2 separate regions of the Mus musculus genome follow, and region 1 is linked to region 2. A link is a loop called in an ENCODE intact Hi-C map of the cell type or tissue named here. Cell type or tissue: left cerebral cortex. All regions are shown on one strand. Links, peaks and the distances in the headings refer to the core of each region. The heading gives the core; the rest is flanking DNA.

Evidence for each region. A loop is a pair of places that touch in the nucleus more often than their neighbours do. Peaks named below come from ENCODE experiments on the same cell type or tissue, not always from the same donor. Only the 100,000 strongest peaks of a DNase experiment are listed, where the experiment ranks them.
Region 1: it touches region 2 in a loop (2.9-fold over the local background); 3 of 42 quality-filtered maps call a loop at or near these places.

The regions. Positions count from the first base shown.
Region 1 is chr16:22,479,057-22,490,396 of GRCm38, reverse strand. It overlaps Dgkg (diacylglycerol kinase, gamma), which reads left to right. Exons shown (of 25, transcript NM_138650.2): 23 at 8,376-8,496; 24 at 10,971-11,031. Among named protein-coding and RNA genes, the nearest start is that of 9230117E06Rik, 27 kb to the left of the region's middle. In left cerebral cortex, for the core only: no CTCF peak of the experiment used is centred there; DNase peaks (open chromatin) are centred at 5,742 and 6,339; H3K27ac peaks cover 1,060 bases.
Region 2 is chr16:22,543,533-22,554,872 of GRCm38, reverse strand. It overlaps Dgkg (diacylglycerol kinase, gamma), which reads left to right. Exons shown (of 25, transcript NM_138650.2): 20 at 6,157-6,221. It overlaps Gm15651 (a long non-coding RNA gene), which reads right to left. Exons shown (of 3, transcript XR_384735.4): 1 at 6,293-11,340; 2 at 4,956-6,202. Among named protein-coding and RNA genes, the nearest start is that of Gm15651, 9.2 kb to the right of the region's middle. In left cerebral cortex, for the core only: CTCF peaks have their summits at 2,335, 6,407 and 6,610 (motif pointing right); DNase peaks (open chromatin) are centred at 6,036, 6,632, 8,917, 9,466 and 1 more place; H3K4me3 peaks cover 946 bases; H3K27ac peaks cover 3,084 bases.

The sequences.
Region 1 (11,340 bases), core at 1,665-9,664, 64 kb after region 2:
CCTGCCTTCTCTCCTCCCCATCCCAGCCTCTTCCTGAGCAAACACTTCTGTTGGCAAACTGGGCACTTTAAGCAGAGACCTGCAACTTCTTCCAGCACACTGCCAGCTCAGCCTTCTTCCCATGTTCAGGTCAATTCACCCACCATTTGTTAAGCACCTAGTTATATTTAGCACCATATGCTAAAAATATTTTCCACTCGTCATCTCATGTTAGCTCCCTATAGCGTTCCTGCCTTGGTCCATTTTCTTCAACTATGACACATTGCCACAGCTCACGATATCCAAGATGGAAGGATAAGTTCTTCCTGCCCAGCTTCTCCTTAGCGGCCTGGTGATGCCAGATCTTGAAATCTTTTCCAGGACTTTCTTGCTTCCTGAGAAATCTCCCCAGCTCTGTTCTTCCCAACTCCTGCTGATACATGGCTCCTCTCCGGCTAAAGCGCACACTTTCTAAAACACAGAGGTTTACAGCCCTCCCTCTCCCATGCAGCACCATCGAAGCCCGGCTAACCCCCAAGGCACAGTCACAGAATGAAGGGAGCCATTTTCTCACCCTGCTCCTTACACAGGCAGGCCTGCAGGCCCTAGAAGCAGACATGGCGTCCCTGTTTCTATGATTCTTTTGCATTGACAATGCTCATACTGAATGTTCTGTCTTCTGCATGGTGGTGACAGGCCAAGGCCTCTCTGCTTTTGACCAGTCAAGAAACTGTTCTTCATCTTAGCTGGAGAGCTCAAACAGGATTAGGGATAGGGTGCATCGCCCTAATTGAGGGAAACTGGGGCCCTGGCATGGGATGTGATTTGCCTATGGTCATGTTACATGGCAGAGCCCAAACCAAACAACAGTCCATCTGGCACCTGTCAGACCAGTATCTTCCCTCCCTGACAGCTTACCATTCCTTTCTTCTCAGAGCCTAGCTTCTTCCTACCCCTCTCTTGGCTCAGCCAGCCTCAAAACTAACTTGCTGCCTTTGTGCCTTGATGAAGCTTGACAGGTGTAAGACTTGAAATCTGGGAACCAATGTGACAGGCACACAGCACAAAAGAAGGGGTTCCCTGCAGGGATGGATGTCAGGTCTATGTCTCTATGCTTGTAGAGCTCCAGGAACAATAGAAAACAAGGTAGATTGCCCTCTTGTTTGCTCTGTCTGTCTCTCTGTCTCTCTTTCTCACGTGCATGTGCACACACAAGACACTGCAGTTGTAGCTTGGATACCTGAGGGTCCATTGGCCCATTTTAGTCTCTTTTTTTAGCATAAAGAAAACAAACATGGGGACACATCTCTTGCCAAGAGCAAATCCTTTCTAAGGAAACATAACAACACTGACGGCTCTGCTTCCTGAGGGCTTCCTTCCAGTGAGATGGGAATTGTACAGAGCACTCGCTACCCCACCAGGAGGATATCATGTCTGCCTTCCAGAGGGTTGTACTCAAAGTCCCCAAGAGAAGTGCGAAACAGGATTCAGACCCAAGAATGTGGCACTCGTGCTCTGCATAGGGCTGAGAGGAAGAGAGACAGACTGTGAAGGCTTTCTGTAGGCAGCAGTGTCTCCATGGCTTTCTCCAGGTTGTACCCCACCTTTCAGGCTGGGGTACTTGTACACTTGCTTTGAAATGCCTTTGCCAGGAGCTTTGTTGCATCTGTACTCAATCCAGCTGGGGCTCAGGTGAGCTCAGTGCCCAGCTTTAGCACTGAGCTACCAAGAGCACGCAGACCATCTCTATGGAGATGTGGAAGCAAGAGAGGAAGGAGCACAAGGTAATGCCTGTCTCAGCCTCAGTGATCGAGTCTGTAGGAAAGCCTACTGGCTTCCACTGAGCTGGTCCCACTGCCAAGCAGAGCTAGGGTGTGTCTTTCCTTTTGGAAGAGGTAAGAAGGGCCCATGTTCCTATCAGCACACATTAGCTTTTGTGGAGCACAGGGACAATGGGTGTTACTATTTATAGAATACCTTTGTATTCACTCAGTACATCAAGGTGTGGTTTATTATTTCCCCACTCATGGGTACGACTGATCATCTAAATTTGTAAGTTGAAACTCTAAACTGTGATACCTAAGAATATAATTAAAATTTGATGCAGGCTCTTTTTTTATATTCTTAAAAATTTTTTTTGAAAGTTAGTATATAAGTTAATAGGTCTTGTTTGTTTCATCTCCTATCAGCCTGCCCCTTTTTTACTGGCCTTAAATTGTCCCTTTCCTCCTTCCATGTCACATGTAATCATTACTCTTTTCCTTCCCTTCCCTCCTTAACTTCCCTTCCCCTCCTTTCTACTTTTATGACCTGTGTATAAATACATGCACACACACACACACACACACATACATACACACACACTCAGACACACACACGCACACACAAACCTGGAGTCCATGTGGATGGACAAGAAGCATGTGTGATTTGTCTTCCCACATCTGGCTTATTTCCCTTAGCAAAATGGCCTCCAGTTTCATCCATTCTCCTGCAAATGGCATAAATTCATTCATATGTAAAGCTAAATAAATTGCATTGTGTGTATGGACTATGTAGACATCTATAGTAAAGAGCTTCTATATCATGGGTGTGCCTTATATCTCTGTAGCATGTTGACATAGCATCCTTTGGGTATACATACCTACGAGTACTATCGTTGGGTCATGGGTAGTTTTAGATTTTATTTTTCAAGGCACCTCAAACATGCATGGGTTTACATTCTAGATACATTAAGTGTTAAGTAAACACGAGGCTGTTAAGATGAGCCATGATCTAATCTCATTGCTGTCCTTATATGATATAAATTTTGGAGCCATGGAGCTAACAGGGACGTGTGTACACAGAAGTTTATCTGTGTGGTCAAGACGGCAGTGGCCTGTAAGCCAAGGAAAGGCCTCAAAGAAAGCCAACCTTGCTGGCACCTTGGCTTTAGACATGGGTGTGGTCCCTCTGGCTTCCAGAGCTACTGGCAGGTCTAAAGTTGTGTCCCCTAGGATACCAGGGTTCTGTCATTGTTGTGTTCTGGCCCCTCCTCCTGATAGTTGTTAGGACTAAGTAAAGAAAAGCAAAATGGTGTTGAGATAAAATGTGGGGAGAGAGTAGAGGCACAAAAGACGGAGTGGGATGCTCTCTTTGTCCAAAGCGTACCTTGGTTTCTGGCCTCTGCATGGAGGTAAGAGACAGTGGGGAACACAGTCTGATATGCTATTCTGAGGTCTCATGTTGTGGTTTGTGGGCTATGTGAACAGCACTAAGAAGCCAGACAGGTAACCGCTTAGGAGTAGTGGGGAGGAGAGAACACCGTAGCACCGGTGCTCAGCCTGGCACTTTCACACACTTCAGGGGGAGCATTACAATCCCTAATTTTCACTTGAGAAAGTTGTAGATCAAAGCAGTCAGGAAGAAACTTGCTTCTGTTCTTTCCCTGAACTCCCGTGGGCACTTTTATTACCTCAGGCTCAACTTCTCAAACTTGAATGTGTCTAGGAATCTTCCAAAGGGCTTGTTAGAACACAGTCTGCTAGGCGCAACCTCCGGGATGTCTGATTCCACAGCTCTGAGGTGGGGCCCGAGGATTTGCATTTCTCACAAGTTCCCAAGTAGTGAAAAGACTGCTGGTCCAAAGACTACACTCTGGGAAGCACTGGCCAATGGCAACAAAAGCTTAGCTAACTGGCTAGCAAACTGTAGTGCACTTTGGAATCATTGAGGACCGTTCTAGAATAAATGTGATGCCTGGCTTGCATGTCTGTGCATTTTAACTGATAGAAGCCACAACCTGGCCCCCCAGGTAAGGCTAGCATAGAGCAAAGTTTGGCAACCACCGGCATTGCCACACTCTTAATTTTTTCTTACCGTTGTTCCTCAGTTGCCTATTCCTGGGGCCACAGGTCATCGGCCACTGATCAGTTCCGCTCACAGTATCTACCTGCCCACATTTTACTCTAGTGTCTCAGAACACCTCTGCTCTAACGTCCCACATCTCTTGTTTGCCTCCTTCCTGTCATCCCTTTATCTCTTTCTACATCCATCCCAGACATAGCAGTACAGCAGTCACAGTTACAGTCTGCCAACAGTAGACACCACCCCATCCTTTCTCTGGTTGACTGTGTGCCGAAGACCTTGAGGACCCTATAAATCAAACTGAAGGCAGAACACCCCAGAGAACCTTCTGGAGCTATTGTTTGGTATTTGTTACCATGAGCAGCATCTAATGGATTTTTAAAATATTACCTTTTGGTTTTAGTACAACTATATATTTAAAGAAACACTTAGAAAAGCATAAAGAAGAAAGAGAATTAATGTCAACATAATTATCCAGGGTTCACCATTGTTAAGATTTTACTAAGATTTTTCCTTTTCTTATATGCATTGTCTTACCTCATTGAGAGCATGCTACCTAAGTAAACTCATCTATTGACATCATAATTAATCATCATATAAATATATTTATGATGATTAAATATGCATGTTGCCATTTTAAAACAAGGTCTCACATAGTAGCTCAGGCTTTCCTGGATCCCACTTTGTAGTCCAGGCTGGTCTTCCCTTCCTCCCCCAGCCTCTTAGGTGCTGGGATTATGAGCATGAACTACCATACCTGGCTTGTAAATATTTTAATGGAATCAGAATTTTCCATCATTGCAGATACCATAACTGATTGTTTGACTGTTCCTGTGCAGGAAGAAATGTGGTAGTGGGGTTATTTTTTATAAGTGATACTACAGTACGTGTCTTTTCAGGGACTTGGGTTCTGTCCATGATTTCTCATCCAATCCCAAAAGAGTAGCAAAAGAAGCAATGTAAAACTTTCAGACTTATTACACTAGGCAAATTATTTTCAAAACCTATTCTCCTTGTAACATCTTGATTGTGAAGACCATATACTGCATCTTCTTTTACCAAGCCCTTGGTGGTTTGCTTGATTCCACAGAGGACTGAATGTCTGTCGATGACATGATCATGACAAATAGGCATTTATAAAACCAAATGCCAGAGGCTGAACAGGTTGGAACTGATGTTGTCATGGCTACCCTATCCAATGCTCCCACATTCTCCCCTCTTCATTTTCCAACACCATGTCTTTTCCTCCATTCCTAGAATGCAAGCAAATGTTGTGCACAAGCCTTGTTACCAAGGAATAGTAAGGACAGTGTTGGAGGCCTGACTTGAGGGCTATACAATCTCATGCATCGTTTTAGACACTAGTCTCTAATTAATAAGTCTCTTTAGGGAAAAAGACTTCTGTCCTGGGTCTTCCCCTTCCTTCTTTCCCTCTGTCCTGGGTCTGTCAACCCCATATATGACCATCTCTGTCCCTGGTATATTCTCCTCCCAAACCAGAAAAACAGCTTGACATTCAGCTATCTTTGAAACGTTCTCGATACCAATCTCCTTCAACTTAACCACTCAGCACTAGCTTCCCACACACCCCTGACCTCACAGTTCAATCTCAGCATTTTCTTCACCCCATTTTGTTTCTCCTTCTTAGACAAGACTCCTTCAGCAATAGAATACTTTGTATTGCCGGTTCCTAACACAGTGCCTAGAACTTTGCTGCTAACTCAATTTTGTGAATGGGTGAATGAATCCTGCTTAACTAAGGTGCATAGACATTCTATCTTAAACATTAATGGGTGGAGGAGTATAAAAGAAAATATGAACATGACACAATTGCCAAACGTTCTCTGAATCATTGGTACCCAAGGTAAAACAGACACCTGGTATACCAGATGTCCCAATTCTGGATTCTGTGTTCTAAACACAGAACCTAAATATTCACTGTTGTTTGTGCCTAGACACTGCCTTACATTCTGTTCTCTTTCATCTTAGTACCAGACTCAATGTATACATAAGTATCTCTGTGGTGGAAAAAGAAAAGAGGAGTTGGGTGATGACAGATTTTTTTTTAAGTATGACACAAAGAAAACTAAAACCTTGGGCTATTTATAGTTATCACACAAGAGAAGGGCCTTTATGCTTAGTTACTTTAGGAAAGAATGTAGAGTAGATATCTTTAAGACTTTCTCAGTAGGTATTCTAGAAAGTTGACAGAAAGATAATTAGGCAATGGTAGAAAGGACCAAGAGTAGCTAAATCCTGCAGCCAGGGTCAGGCTTAGGGCTAGGGTGACAGACAGGAGCCACCTTTGTTACACCTGAGACGGTAGAGTACATATGCAAAAGTAAGATGACAATAATATAATAAGCCCCTTCCCCAACATGTGTGCCAGCCCCTCCCCCACCTGCCCACTCCTGCTGGTGAGATCAGCCTTCATTACAGCTCTTCCAGAGCCAGGAAGCAAGGTACTGTGTGGGAAGTGATGGCTGTGAGGTGCTGTGTGGGAAGTGATAACAACTTTAAAGCCATTCAACAGGAAAATTTGTTAAAAGACCAAGACATTGTAAAGCTGAAACACTTGAGTCTATTAAGTCCCCTGTTCCTTGGAACATTTTGTTACCAGGGCATGTTTCAAGGAGGGAAAACACTGAGCCATTGAGCTCTGTCAGATACCAAAGCCTGGTATAAAGTGCAACATTTTCTAAGGCATCTGCTTCTGCCACTGTGCTGAATAACTTCTAAAAAGTTTTGCCTCCTCTTCTCGTCTTGTCTTGTCTCATCTCGTCTTGTCTTGTCTCATCTCGTCTTGTCTCTCCTCTGCTCTGCTCTCCTCCCTTCCCTTTCCCTCCGCTCCCCTCTCTCCCCCTCCTCCACTCCCTTTCCTCCCGTCCTCTTTCCTCCCTTTCATCCCCTCCTTTCCTCTCCTATCACAGCACAATGCCCTTGGCCTCCCTACCCCTAGAAGCAGTCTATTACATTTCTCTTCCTCCTCCTCCCTCATTATCTGCATCTTCTTCTCTTGCTTTCTCCCACCTTGCCTCCCGCCCCTCCCATAGCCTATGCCATTTTCATAGACATTATTAGACCAGCACTAGAAGCTGAGGCTTTGCGGTGATTATTCAACCCTCTATAGTAAGGGAGCTAATTAAGTGCCTAGAGATTTAGACATTCATTGTCGATTAGCTCCAAACTCCTTCAGAGAGTCTCCAGCATTGTCCTAAAGAAGCCTTACCCTTTTATGTCTTCTTGTCCCAAGTCCAAGCGAAATGGAGAGCTTGGGGAGGCAGGGTGCCTTCAGGAGTGTGGAGAGAGGTGAACTTGAGGAGAATGGAGTGTGAATGGGTGTGGAGGGGAAAGCTGTGGGCTTTTCACAGATGACCCAGCTTGTATGTCCCTTGGCAGCAAATGACTCTCAGTGCTCATCAGTTTAGACTCCAGGGTTGACATGTTCACAGTCAGTCCAGTGCTTTGGTTTATTGTCTTCATTAGGTATAAAGACATCAATGGAGTGTTTTTTAAACAGTCGTCTTCTGAACAAAGAATTTCCTCACTACTCTTAAACAGCATATCTTTAGGGGACAAGAAGCTATTTGATAAAGAAAAAGTCTTGACGGAGTTTTTTCACTGGTGTCTATGAATGGAATCTGAGAAAATGCACTCTTCCATTGGCAAAGGGACTAGACTTTTTTTGGTTGTGAGCCTAGCCTTTAACGGCTGAGCCATCTCTCCAGCCCCTAGACTTTTTTTTTAAACTCTGCATCTTAATTTTGCTTCTGCTCTAATTACACAAACAGTGACATTTTAAGGTGAGTATTGGACCCAGCACCCAACATTACTCCTGCCATCATTCTCACAATGGAAAATGGAGGCAGAAACCCAAGCAAGATGGATCACTCCTCCCAGGCTGGAGATCAAAAGCTCTGGCCACCACTGTAGGCAATTGATCCTGTAGCATGGAGCCTGGGATTTGGGTTTCCTACCTGCTTTTCTACTGTGATCCGCAATGGCTTGAGGGAGGTGATATATGCTTCTCCTTTGCTTGGCTTATGATGGGGTATCCTGAAAGAGGCCCTTAAACCTCCTGAGGAGGTCCATGGAGGGTGGCTCACAAGCAGCTAAGCACGGGCCAAATTTGAGGTTACTTATCAGTCATCATTGGCAGAGTTAAAATGTTGCTCTGACGTTAAGGATTACAGACTCTTCAACATTCATTCCTATCCTATTCTCAACTCCATATGTCTCTAACTGCTCTGTTGGTAGATTTCAGGAATAGCTGATTTGCCATTTATAATAGTCTAGATTTGAAGGGGCTTCTTGATGTCAGCCTATTCATTAGATACATATTAATCTTCTAAATCAAAGCTTTTATATATTAAAAAAAACCTATAACTTGGGGTCTGCTTACAAGAAGATCCACCTTTTTTTTTTTTTTTTTTTTTGATGAAAGTGTCTGACTTAGTAGATGAGAGGGTTGGCCATCCAGGGACCAGACCTTCTAGACAGACTATCCTGAGTAAGAGAGATGACTGTCATGGTCTTTGTTGTTCACTCTGCAGACCTCAGCGATCAGCTCCTTGAAGTGGTGGGTCTAGAGGGAGCCATGGAGATGGGACAGATCTACACTGGCCTGAAGAGTGCGGGCAGGAGACTGGCCCAGTGCTCCTCTGTCACCATTAGGTAAGTCTCCTTGTGACACAGCATCTTCTGGGGCTTCCTTACCTCCATAAACATTCAGGCAGATAACAAAATAACTAGAAAGCTACCTTTGGATTTCAGGCTAAGGAAAATTGGGAAAAGAAGCTTGGTGGTAGTTACAAAGAGTGCTTTGATGATATTTTTTCACTGTTGTTGTATATGTATTTCCCCCAAATATCTGCTCAGCCCATGTGTTTATTTGAGTGTCTATGATTTCAGGGATAAACATTTGGTGTTGGATAAGCAATTGGTGTGCTCTTCCCCAGGGGAGTCTATTTCTCCTGCTCTCAGGATTCCTTAGTTGCCTGTAGCTCTTAGTAGGGTTGATGCCCCAGGAATTTCCCTCTACCCCCACCCCACCCCCATCCACATCAGCATGCCCATTGGTGTCCTCCTTGTTGAAGGAGTGGCTCTCCTGTCATTTCCAAGAGATATGATATCCACAGCAGATGCCTGTTCCTCTGGCTCTTGCGATCATTGTACCCCCTCTTCTGCCATGACCCCTGAGCCTCAGGTGGAGGAGTTGGGTTGGCATTATTTAAACAGGACACAATACTAGCATCAACAAGAGGGTCCAGCATAGCCTCTCCTCTAAACATTACCTGGTGAGATAACCAGTGCATACTGTAAAGTTCAGGGCCCCAGAAGTCCACTTCTTTGTCCTTTTCTCTTTATAGTTTTAAAATATTCGATGTATTCCAGGGGTCACAGCTGCTCTTCTGTGTGTGGATGATAGACCCTGCATGCCTTCATATGCTAAACCATTAACATCAACAAACTTCTTGTACTGACCAAGAGGGTTACAGGCTTTTGGGACATGGATGACCTGGCCAGCCAAGGCAGTTCTGGACTCTGTGGGGTCTGGTGGGGGTTTTTCTAACTTTAGTTCCCTCTAGTTACCTGTTTTGGTTTTTCTCCACTTCTTACCTAACCTGGCTGTTTGAGAAGTCTTTATTCCTTTGCTTCTCTCCCTTGTTACAGATCATATCTGTTGGGTTGCCTGGGGGATCTCCTAGAGGGGATGCTGGGGTAAAGGGATTCCCAGAGGCACTTGACTAAAGAATCTTTTCTCCCAGAAACTCTGAGCAGGAGTCAGCAGGAGCACAGTTGAGGAACCTGTTCTTGGTCCATCCATCATCATTAGGCCAGATCTCTCCTGAGGTCCCCGAGGGTCTGTCCCACAGTCCCCTTGTCAGAGATCCTATCTCTCTGGATTATCTGTCTCTTGTATTCCCAACACCGTATTCCCCTTTCTTTCAGAGCCGTTGCTGTGGTAGGACCCTTGTTTTCCAGATTGACCCCAGCAGCCCTTGTCCAGAATTCTAAAAATGACAAGGCCAGTTTGTCTGTAGAATATCACAGCCCTAGCTTTTATAGATTACAGAGAACACAGTGTCCTAGCTGCCAAGGAATTTAAAAAGTTAGGTATCCAGGGGGGTTTTCCAAGCAGCCAACAGATCTATTGCCAGATGGAAACAGGGGGATGAGCTAAAAGCCCCATCCTGCTAGCATACTTCAGATACTTCTCTATTCATAAGTATGCAAAGGCCTCCTTTTGCTCATTTTTTGTTTTATTATTAAATGTCTTGCTTTTATTATGAAATATAGTCAAAGTTCACCAGAGAATTATTGTATTGAAATAGTGTCTTCCCCTCTCGTTTTGTAATTTTCAAAATAGGGAAGCTATCTAACTCAGGTAAGGGCTTCCTGTCCAGTAGCTGGTGACTATTCACATGCCCTTGACCAGAGGCCTCTAAAGGACTGACCTCCTTACAAGGCATCGAAAGACAAGTTCTACAGAGTTCTACAGAGCCCACATGCCAGAGGAGCCTTTCCCAAGCAAGAGAGCAATATTTTCTCCTCAACCTCTCCCTTTACACTTGGAGTCACTATTCCTATGTCACTTTCCAAGCAAAGCACAGTGCATACAAACCCGGAGTAGCCTGCTTCTGGGAGTTGAGTGCCTATGATGATATCTTCTACAGCTTAGAGACGTTAACACTTAGATATGTTTCGACCACTCATTCAATGGGGGAGGGCAGGCCTTTTCCTACTCCAGAGTGGAGCTCAGCATGAGGGCTTTCCCTCTGGCTGGTCTCTGGGCTGAGGAGGACTGCTCAGCAGTGGGGCTGCCATGTTTACTGGCCAGTTTTCCAGGTGGTTTTGGCTCTCAGTATGTCCACAGCATTTCTCAAAGTGAGGTCTGAAGACGGAAGCCAGAGAAATAAATGCCTATGGTAACTATGAATGCACAGGTCCCTAGGCCTGGCCCCAGACCAGCCACGTCCAGTTCCTGAGATGGGTTAAAGATTATATTTTTAGAAGTTCCCGTAGTCTCTGTGAACCCCTCTAAGTGAGCAAGTGATGTCTGCCCACTTCTTCTTCTGTGGTGGGAGTGATGATGGTTCTCCGGCGCTGAGGATCTCACTGTGGTTTCTTTGGTTTGGGGGTTCTAGGACTAACAAGCTTCTGCCGATGCAAGTAGACGGAGAGCCCTGGATGCAGCCACAATGCACGGTAAGTGAGCCAGTCTTGGGGGAGAGAGTGAGAAGAATGGTAATGTTTTACCCCTTGAACACACTGACTTGATATAAAAATCGCTGCGTCTCAACGTCAAAAACCAATAACCGCTGTAATCAGGCAGGATGGAGGGAATCTCTACTGCTTATGACTCTGATGAACCTGGGCTGAGAAAAACACATCCAGTCTTGTCCTGTGTCTGAAATCAGATGGCCAGAACATGACAGCAATGGCTCAGCATCCACAAGCACCACTGCTCTTGCAGAGTACTCTTGAGTTAGGTTCCCACCCACCCTCATCGTGTGG
Region 2 (11,340 bases), core at 1,963-9,962:
CATCCTTCCTTCCCTCCTTCCTGTGTGTGAGATTGTTTAAGCCACTGTGCATATGAGCTCCTCCAGGCCATCCTCTGGCACCAGACTGAGGGGTGGGTGGTAAGGGTGTGGGATGGAGATGGGGTCTAAAAGACAGCTCCAGGGGATATCAGGTTTAGTGAAGGCATTTTATTTTTTAGTAAGGCTAAGACTAGAAGCATGGGAGAGAAAAGGGCTAAAACTAATGATCTTCCAGTTACAAAAGGTTTGTAGAGTTACCACATCTGCAGTGGGTTTTGTTGTTGTTGCCTGTTTTGTTTGGATTTTTCCTAGTGTTCTGAGTGAAGAACAGTTTCAGGTGAAGGGGTTTGCTTTCATCTTCTCACTCCTACACTCCTGCGCTCATTGCTATGACTGAAGCAAGCAAGGCATAGTGGGTCCAGGGTATAAGACTGAATGTGGAGGTGGTGCACTAGGGGTTCCTGTGTCCTAACTGGCTTATCCCCCTCCCCACCCCACAGTCCCCAATTTATCTATCCAAGCCCTCTTTCAGGGCCACCTGCAGGGAAGGTGCACACACACACACACACACACACACACACACACCTCAGATCCTTTTCCTGCCATAACCATTGTATAACGCACTGATGTTTACCGAGTGCCTGTGGTGCACCCAAGCCAATTATCCTATTTCCCTGTTGCCTTTGTGTGCGTCCAAGCAAGGATCTTGTGCCTGCTCAGCTGTGGGCTCTGCACACCCACCCTCATCTTCACACAGCTACAAGCTGTGGAGTAAAGGAAGTTCTCCAAATCCAGAAGGAGAGAGCTCACAGCACCTCTTTTAAACATGGAAGTTCCTCTCTGCACCAGATTCTGATTTGTAATCTGACTCCATAGCTCTCAGCCAGGTCTGGGGCTCTGCATTTTTAACCAGCCCCTGGGAGCCTTCTGATGCTGGTGACCCTGAGTGAGGCCTCAGAGAATGGAGACAACACAGGAGCAGAATGAATACAGGAAGTGGGTTGGAGGCACAGATGTTAGGTAATGAAGGAGAGGGACACAAGGAAAGAGAGGAAGCTGGCCACAGGACAGACAGACAGATGGACAGGCTAGGCTGCCCAGGAGCTTCCAGTAGGCAGGTTCAAGCATGGCTACCATTAGAACTGTCAATACATCTTCCCTTTCTGCACACAGCTCTGGCTGGAAGGGCCAGAGTTCCCAGTACCTGCCTGTCTCCACTCAGTGCCCTGTAGACAGCCTTCCCTCAACTAGATACCCAGGCCCTAAACACAAGTGCAAGCGCTAGGAAACATGGTTTCAATGCATTCTTCCAGGAGGAAGGAAGGAAGGGAGTCACCGAGGGGGGGGGGGGAGGAAAGAAGAAGCGAATTGCCCTCCAAGGAAGAGCATTGGAACAGAAACCCATCACCTTTGGGGGCCACCACGCTTCCCCACCTGGCTCCAATACTCCAAGGGTATCTGTCCACTGTTCTTTTCATATATCTTTAGTTTGTGCATGTTTATTGTCATATTGTAGACGAGTAAGGAAATGTGACTTTTGATCTCATTGGAGTCCCCTTAGCCTTCTTTTCATAGAATGTTTGCGAGGTTTGTGTGCTTGCTCTTTAAAAGGTGGAAGGTAAAAATCTTGAGAAAATAAGCGCCCAGTCCGCAACCCTGACAGAGGGCAGGGCTGACATTTGCAAAAGGTCTTGCTTCCTATTTGACTTCCCAAACTTTTGAGAGAAGTAGGTATGTAAACCAAACCAGTTCTACCTCCTTATAATGCTTAAACATAGTTGCGTGCGCACACACCCCTGGCAAAGAGATGCCTGTAGTGTCTGCTGCTGTGAAAGATGTGAAATGCCTATTGAACAAATGGTTGCTGCCTTGCAACTATAAAGATAACGGTTATACAGCCACTGTGGTGCCCCGGGGTGGAAACAGAACGCATTTAATAGATAGAGAGTTGAGTAAGACAGACTCTTCGGGCCTGTCCAGGGAGTTTCTTGGGCTCAGTGCCACCATATACTCATATACCAGCCGGAATCATTGAAGACTCTGCTAGTCAGCTTGATGGCCCTTCTAACTGCAGACATCTCCTGGAGAGAAGTCTTGAACACAGTCACCCAGCACATTGCTTCCTCTGAGTTCTCGGGCTTCTTCCTCCCTGCTCTCTATTTTTGGATTAGCTGAAAGGTCAGGATGGCCAGGTATCAGTGACAGGAAGTTAAGAGACTACAAAATAATTCCTGGAGCCTGTGGAACTCGGAACTCGTCACAGGCTCTGTTTTCAACAAGTCTTAACAGGGTGGTGAGCAGCTAATCCCTCGACTCCGTGAAGTCTATTTTGGACGCCAGAGGGCCACCAGCCCATAAAGCATATTCCACCTTATAGATTGTTACTAGTGTTCACCCGCCCACGTCCCACAGTGTCAAGCCTCCTACCCGCTAGGGAAGGTGTCAACAAGTCAGAGGCTTGCAAACTCAGATTCTGTCATTATTGAGCTTTAATCTGTCACTTGTGGACTTACTGAGAAGTGACTTGGCTAAGCCAGCCACATCTTTCCTACTCCCTAATCTGCCATAAATTTTTCAAACAATCCAAATTTCAAACAGCCTGCCCTAGGGTCTCTTTCCTGTCTCTGTCTCCAAAAGTTGCCAAAGTGACTTAGCCCTGCACTGACCAGGGTAGCAAGCACAAGCCACAAGCTGTGCGCCTGCAAGGCCGAGCCTAGCTTAAGGTGCGTGTAAATATTAAAAACACATTCAATAATGAGATAGAGAAATTAAACTTATTAGCAATTGTTATTGATTATATGTAGAAATTATAAAATTTAGGTTAATTAAAACATCCATGAATTAATATCATCTTTTTTTTTTTTTTTGCTTTTTTATGTAGCTTCTAGAAACTTTTAAGTTACAAATCGGTTGTATTTCTATTGGACAGCACTGACCTAGACATTCCAATGTCTCAGAGTCCAAATAACAGAAGCTTACATTTGAGAGCGAGCCAAAAATCCTTCATCTAACCATGTGTTTGAGGTTTTGACTGTAGAAGGAACAGCCTGCATCCACACTTCAATTCATCTCCCCCTCACCCCATAGAGCACACCATTGACCGGAGACTGCCCCACAACACATAGAACACACTGTGGGGCTGTTCCAACTGACCAGAGGCTGTCGGAAACGCCACTGCTTCCCCTGGCCTGCCCCTGCTGCCATGCTCTCTAGAGTGGAAATGCTCTTTGCAGGACTCAGTCTCAAAACAGTATCTAAACCCCTAAAATAAATACCCTCTGGCCAGTGCTCAGCATGAACTGCTCGCTCAACGGGGGTAAACTCGAGTCTTGACCCTTCTTGACCCTTCCTATCTCGGGGAGACAAACAAGGTCTGAGCCTTTCAAGAGACAGCTTAGCTCTCCCTTGCTGTTGGTGTGTTTGTCAAGAGATTACACCGTCAAATGAGGAGTCACATGCTGAGCTAATGATCTTGTAAACGCTGCCCTTTGGAATAAGAAGGCATGCAAACCTTAGCAATGGAAAAACCAAGGGTGATTAGGACTGACCAGGGAGAAGAGTCTCTGCAAATATCCCAGGGGCCAGTCTCCAGCTGCACTGGGGGTAATGGCAGTGATGTACAAATCAGGCTGCCACACAATATACGGGTGTGTGCTTTGGGTTTGTTTTGTTTGGGGGTGTTTTGTTTTGTTTTTAGTTTTTGTTTGCTCTGTTTTGTATTTTCCTGACAGGAGAAAATCAGTGTTTCAAAGGAACACAGCTAGATGGAATGCTTTTCCGGAATTCTAGAAAATCATTTGACAAATATCACATATATCTTGTTGGGAATGTTCATTGAGACTTGCTGGACGAGAGGGAGATAGGCATGGTCTAGGCTAGGAAGAGGAGCTGCACAGAGGAGCTGAGACGGCTGTGTGGGTTCAAGGGGTCCGAACAGGCCCCCCTGAATTTTGACACCTGCCACCATGTGTCTACAAGGTGACTCTGCCCAGACTATCAGCTCTTGACAGATCAGAAAACTACAAGAGTAAACCAGTAGCAAAATTTAACTGTTAAATGCCCAAGGAATGTTTATCAGCCACAAAATAAGCCAGTACCTGCCCTCCCAGATTCCACATGGTGGCTGCTGGATGGGGTCACCCCTATCCATAATGAAATTCATCACACATGGTATGCACCCCAAATGCTTCTTCAGAGAGCTGCACTTGATGCTCTAATGTTGACTTTCCTTATCAAGATACAATATGCCCAGCATGGAAGAGCACACAGCTTTAATCCCAATGCAGGGGAGTCAGAGGCAGGAGGATCTCTCAGAGTTTGAGCTGAGTACAGTCTACATCTGTGGTTCTCAACCTTCCTAATGCTGTGACCCTTTAACTCATACCGTGGTGACTCCAACCATGAAATTCTTTTTGCTGCTGCTTCATAACTATAATTTTGCAACTGTTATGAACCATAATGTCAATGTCTGTGTTTTCCGATAATCTTAGGAGACCTCTGTGAAAGAGTTGTTTGACCCCCACAGAGGTCAGGCCCAAAAGGTTGAGAACTGCTGGTATACATAGTGAGTTCCAGGCCAGCTAGAACCACATGGTAAGAGCTGTCTTAGAAGAAAGAGGGAGAGAAGGAGGGAAAGAGAAAGAGAGAGAGAGAGAGAGAGAGAGAGAGAGAGGAGAAAGGGGAAAAGAAGGAAAGAAGGAAGAGAGGAAACGAAAAGGGAAGAGAGGGGAAGAGGGAATATACATTAGCTAAAAATCTGCTCTATGAACTTTTATTTTTGGCTCTCCAGAATTTTAAGAATCTTTTGAACACGGAGTCTAATAAAGAGATTTTTGTTGGTTATTTATTTGTTGATTGTTGGTTGTTAGGTAGGCGTGTGAGTGGGTAGGTTCATTGAGATATAGTACCACCTTGTAGTCCAGGCTAGCCTTGAACTCTAAATCCTCCTGCCTCACTCTATCCACATGCTGAGACTACAGGGATACCCCAGCATCCCCAGAGATTTCTGATTGGCTGCTGCAGTCACTTCTGGGCAAATCTAAATCAGCTCCTTGTTTCTGGGCTGTCCTGTCTCCAACCAATTAGTTAGTTAATTTCGAGTGTTCAGCATCTGCCTCCACAGTGCTCGATTGGGACTGTGTGATAAGGGGGCAGTACACACTCTTCTGCTGGGCTCGTTAGGAGGTGCAGGAGGCTAAGAGTGAAGAACCGAGTTCAGCTTGGATCCTATTCTGGCCTATAGGTCCTGGAGCCCCACCATGTCAACACCAGTCACAACCATGAGCACTCACAGATAGCTGTAATGGGAGTGTGGGATGCAGATAGGACTCTGGGCTGGACTCTGGTTCCAACCTGAGAAATGGGACACCCAGAAACACAGTGTCATGGAGCGTCGTGGTGAGTTCTGTGGTACAGATAGCCAGCCATGCAGCCAAAGTGGGGGGTGGGGCAACAGATTGGATAGGAAAGGATCAAGATTGTCGCTAGCTTCAGAGGCAGTCCTGTGGATAGAATGATTAATAGGCAGAAGTTAGACGTTTAATACACTTTTGTTGTCTGCTAAACGCACTATCCAGTACTATTGTTAATTGTTTTGGGTGAAACAGACAACAAAGAGTTAATACCAGCGACAGCTTTGGGTTTGATAATGTGCTGTTATATAAGATGTTATCATCGCTGGACGCTGGGTGAGTGGGACATGAGAAAAAGTACTATTTTTGCAACTTCTCATGAAATAGTCCTCACTTTATGTCACCACCCATCACCACACCACACCACACCACACCACACCACACCACACCACACCACACCTCACCACACCTCACCCACTCCTCACTGGCTTCTGGCTTCACCTGAGGAGAGCCCCTCACTCTTCTCTTTAGAGCCTGCTCTTGCCTGTGTTTACAAAGGCTGAACTGTGGCCACTCACTGGGCTTGAGATACTGTGATGAGTGCCAGGCTCTGAGGCAACCAAGTGAGGCTCTCAAAGGACGGAGTGGTGGCACTAGCTTACGCCTGGACGCGGTGCTGTGCCCCTATGATTTGGAGTCTCTGGAATCTGGGCCTTCCAGGGGCATATATGTGTGTCTTCCCACCATACCTCATGGCCACAATCACTAACCAGGCTTTTCTTGCCTTCTTTTCTTCCGTTTCCAGGATGCTTCAATTGCACACAGATTCCATATGATGAGAGAGAAACACCCTGAAAAATTCAACAGCAGGTAAGCGAGCTCGCTGGCTGCCGTGGTGGCACCCCGCCTGCCCGGCACTGCAGCCAGTGCGGGCCTCCCACCTGCTACCACGGAAATGTCCTTGGCCTGGGTCGACCGCCAGGGGACTTCGCTTTCCTGCCACGTTGCCGGAAGGAGGGTTTCCATTTCTAAGAAGGAAAAAAAAAAAAAAATGTCAGAAACCTGCCACAGCCTAGCTGCCGGTCCCCTCCCGCAGGAACTGAACAGAGGGAGGGGTCTGGGACGGCATGAGTGGCAGGGAGCCTGCCTTTGGCCTCCTGGAACCCCTCCAGGAACTTAGAGGTTTCCTCTCAAAAGCCAGCGTCTCGCAGGGGATTGGGGGAGCGAAAGGCTCTGCTAGGGTCTTAGACCCGAGAAGGTGCCAGGCACTCTCCTGGACAGCAGAGGGCAGCAGTGAGGTCCCTACAATGCTGTGACCATCGAGGGCATCACAGCGGCTTCCTATTGGCTCCTGCATGCCTGGAGATTGGGTTCAAACTGGAAAGAAAAGAGAAAACCAAATCCATTGCAAGAGAACCCAAATCTGTCTTGCAAAGCGAATGAAATTTACCAGAACCGCGAGGTAACTGGCAAACAATTACCATGGAGTTGTCCATTTTCCTTTTCTTGCTCATTTCTCTCTCTTCTATGACGCTATCGTCTTTGTTGTACTGATTTGAAGATCATGCCTGGATTCCACGCCTAGCCCCAGGCAGGTGGGCAGCAGTGGGATAATGACTTGGGCTTGATCTTTGAACCTCACGGGTTGCTATTGCGTGAGGCCGCAGAATTCTCCTCAAAGCAGAAGTTCGGGTGTTATTTGAGGACATTTCCCTACCAGCTCAGCCCCTGACTCCACAGCCTGGGAGCTATACCAGGAAGAGGCTGAGAACAGTGAGGTAATGTCAAACCCGGATCTAACAGCATCTGAACTGTATTAGGGTGACATTCGGTCTCACTCAGACCCTGGACCCACAGCATACTACAAACATGTCTTGCCAGCCCTTGTTGTCTATAGTCACCAATGGGCAATGACAACCCTTCCTCCACCTCATCACCCCCGGGCATGCATGCAACCACTATTTTTAAACCACTATCATATTTTATTAAAGTATTTACATGGAAGAGTCCTATTTACACTGGGAAAGTAGGCAAGCTTTAAGATGTTTAAAAGTCAAATACAAATTTGTTAATGACAAGAAAAGATGACAGGCATAAAACCCAAGTTCAGTTGTGCCCAAAGCTTTGAGATCATTGGTATTGTGACTATTGAGAGTCTGCACCCTTAGCAGGCATGTGGTGTAGGCTCAGAGATAAGTAGGTGCCAGAAGGAACCTTTCTCAAGAGACCAGATCTCCTGACAATAGGTAGTTTACGTGCTGGTTTCGAAGCTTCTTGTTTCGCCTCTTCAAGTCTTTTTCTGAGGTGACCTTGAGCTCCATTGATGGGCCAGGCAGCATGGAGTGGTGGCCTTTTGAGAATAACCACTTTGGGGGATTTCTCTTTGTGTCCCAACTCTGGGCCAGCTCGTTTCTTCCTTGATGTTCAAGGATGCTGTGTCCATAGGCTCCCCTTCTCCGCTGTCTGAGGACCTGGCCTGGCACGCTGCTGTTGTTACTAAGCTGTTTCAGGACCGCCCGCCCAGCTTGGTCCTCTTGGTGCCTGGACAGTCCTTCCCTTTAGAAGTGGTGCTCATACGGGAACAGGCCCTTCTTGATCATCTACATAGGATGTGTGGAGGTGTGCTGTGGCCTCTTCAGGAAGTGGCCCCGACTTGAACCTTTTGGCAGAAGTCTGCCTGTTTCCCACACAAATAATATTTATTTCTGCCTCGTCCATCCTCTTGTTCTTCCTCTACAAAAAGAACCAAACCTGTGTCCTCTCTTCTCCCAGAAAGGCAGACAGATGCTCATCCCAGTGGAATAGCAGCCTCAGGACTGCTTTTGGAAAAAAAGTGAACAAAACAACAACAACAAAAAATCTCTCATTCTACCCATTCTACAGACTTTTAGTGTCTTCTTTACACCCAATACCCTCACAGGTTCTCAGGTGCATGTGTCTGGGAAACCCATGGGTTCTGCTCATTCACTCATTCACTTCCTCACTCTCTCATTCATACATTCACTCACTTACCCACTTACCTGCTCATCCACTCACTCACTCATTCACTTGCTCATTCATTCATTCACTCATTGGCTTGTTCACTCATTCATTCACTCACTCATTTGTTCATTTGCTCACTCACTCATTCACTCACTCGCTCAAAAACATCTTTTGAAAATATACTGGAGACTACATGCTATTAAGTGTTTGGGACAGATGACCCAGAACTCACTGCCCGCTGCCCTCTGCAACCCCACTGGAAACAGACTGAAAAGCAGGGTGATTACCAGTGTGTATGAAGTGATGTGTCTGCACAGAGGAGACCTAAGAGAACACAAAGCAAGAAAATGGAGCTGGCATGGAGGGCTTTCTAATGGCAAAGATGCCACATCGGGGATAAAAAAAAAAAAAATCAAGAATACGTTTTTTACAACTTGATAAAAAAAAGAAGGGCTGTCCGCAGAGAGAAAACCAGATGTGCCTGAACATAAAGTGCTAAGGCACAGCGTGCGAGGGAAGAAGCCCTTGGCGCAGCTGTTGCACGGACTCTTGCTGTGGGAAGGAAGTCAGCTCTGTTGTTTTTAGAGAATAAGGAAGCAAAAGATGAAGTTTCTCCACGTTCTGAAAATTGAGGCAGAGCAACATATGAGCTAAATAGAGCATCAGAAAATCATGTTATTAAGTCCAATTAGAAAGACAGATCTGTCCAGGAGGAAAAAAAAAAAATCACAGCATGCACCTCAGTGCAGGAATTCACCATGGCCTCTCCACCTTCTGCTTCCCACTTCCCAGGTCCCATTAGCAGGATGACTGCTACAGTGCTGGGGTTCAGGCCCCATGTTGCCCCTGGTAGAGATGACAGGCATATGGACTTGAATTTAAGTCCCTGTGCTTGCTTGAGAAATGCAGTTGTTCAGAGGCAGTGCCTGTTTTACAGCCACCAGCCGTTTCTTCTGGAGAACTTTGGGTCAATGCTACTCCATCCTGTTTGCTTGCCTGTATCCAAAAAACCCAGGAGGATTCAACTTGTCCACTGAGAGAAAGGCAGGCAGGCAGGCAGGCAGGCAGGCAGGCAGGCAGCCATTTTCTCTAGGCTTCCTTATTTAGCATGGGAGATGGTTTTAAATAGGCAGGTGGTTGTTGCCATGGTAACCCCATTACACCAGCAGCTAAACTTAGGAAGGGCCACAAGGGATAGGAAGAAAGCCTGATACCCAGGATTTGAAAATGTAAACGATATTATCAAACAAAGCTTCATTTTACTGGGCAGAACACAAGTTCTTCAAAGAGTGGTTGCTGCTTGGCTGCAAGCCTTTAGCATTAATGCCTAAAACTGGCCCCGCCTCAGGGATAACCTTGAGGCTAAATATAGAATTGGTCTGTTTGTTTCGTTTTCAACAAGAGAGGGCTAGTCAGGGCTGAGCTCTCACTTTGCTAGTTTGCTTGGGACTACTCTAAACATTCTTAACCCAGGAGCCAAAGGCTTCAGTGGTCCTGAGAACATTTTGAAATTGTACCAAAGATAGTGTGTGTGTGTGTGTGTGTGTGTGTGTGTGTGTGTGTGTGTGTGTCTGTGTCTGTATCTGTGTCTGTGTTAAAAGGCATCAAATTATGACTCTATTGTTGGGCTTTCTTTACCCCCATCCCCAGTGATCTCTCTAAACTAGTTGTTGCCAGGGAAAGTGGTAATTTTATGAAACCAAGTGGTCTCTCCAGTGGAATAACTTTGTTAAAGGAATAAAAGCCAGCCCCAAGGAGGTAGCAGTGTGAGCTATCTCAGACAAGTAAGGCCTCAAGAGGTGGCAGTGAGAGCTATCTCAGACAAATCAGGCCCCTGGCATTAACTATTCCTACTTTAGCTGTTATGAAAAGTGGTGTCTCACTGTCAGCATAAAGAACACAGAGCTTTAATTCTACTGAGATTATAATATGTTAGAAAGTGTTCTGCTGTAAATGAGACAAGGTCCCTGACTTTAAGGAATTCATAATCTAGCCAGGCATGGTAGTGGTGCACTCCTTTAACCCCAGCATTCAGGAGGCATAGGCTGATGGGTCTCTGTGAATTTGAAGCCAGCCTAGTCTACATAGTGAGTTCTAAAACAGTCAGGGTTCTGTAAAATGAAAGAAAAGGAAAGGAAAGGATAAGAAAGGAAGGAAGGAAGGTTGGAAGAAAGGAAAGAATTCATACATAGTCTAGCAAAGATGGGAAAATAATCCTCATTTTTTTTTACAAATTATTTTTATACAAAAGGAATTTGCATTTAGCAAACTATTGGAAATACAGGCAGTGGCTCAGCTTAGTAAAACATATTAATATCATACCTCAAAGTCCATTCCTAAATAGACTGTGACTTGAGTATAGAACACAAAACTAAGATAACCAAACTAAGAATTTTGATTCATTTTGAGCTCCAGCTCGAGGCCAAATAGTTAACTAGGTATTTTATAATCCATTAAATTATTTAACTCTCAAAGCAACCTTGCAACGTAAGTGCTGGGCAGTCTGGAATTCTGACTCTATGAGATAAGGGAACAGCCTGAGAGGACGTCACACACTGACCCTTAAGCTGAGCTTAGTTTGTTCTCTAAACTACCACTCACCACTCAAATCTGGAGTTTAAGCCCTGGAGTCTGTCCGAGGTCTCACTTGTATAGGTCAATGTTCCTAAGGCCTTCTATGTGCTGTCCACAGGACACTACTCAGTGGCCATTGAAACATATAAGGGGGAGTGTTGTTGCTCCCATTTTAGAGACGAAGAAACTAAGGCCAAGAATGATGGAAACACTGCGTGCTTCCCCACCTTTGTGAACTGCCTCCATGGAAAAAAATTCATGTAGGCTTATGAAAGAGGGACAAGGACATCACCCCTTCATATCTCCTATAATCTTGTCTTCCTTCTATTCCACTGTCACAGCAAGGAGCAAGACTAGTTATGGGATCTCCGTGACCCACAGCAAAATCCAAACGTACAATCTCTAAGAAGTTTGTGTGCAAGCATTAAACTAA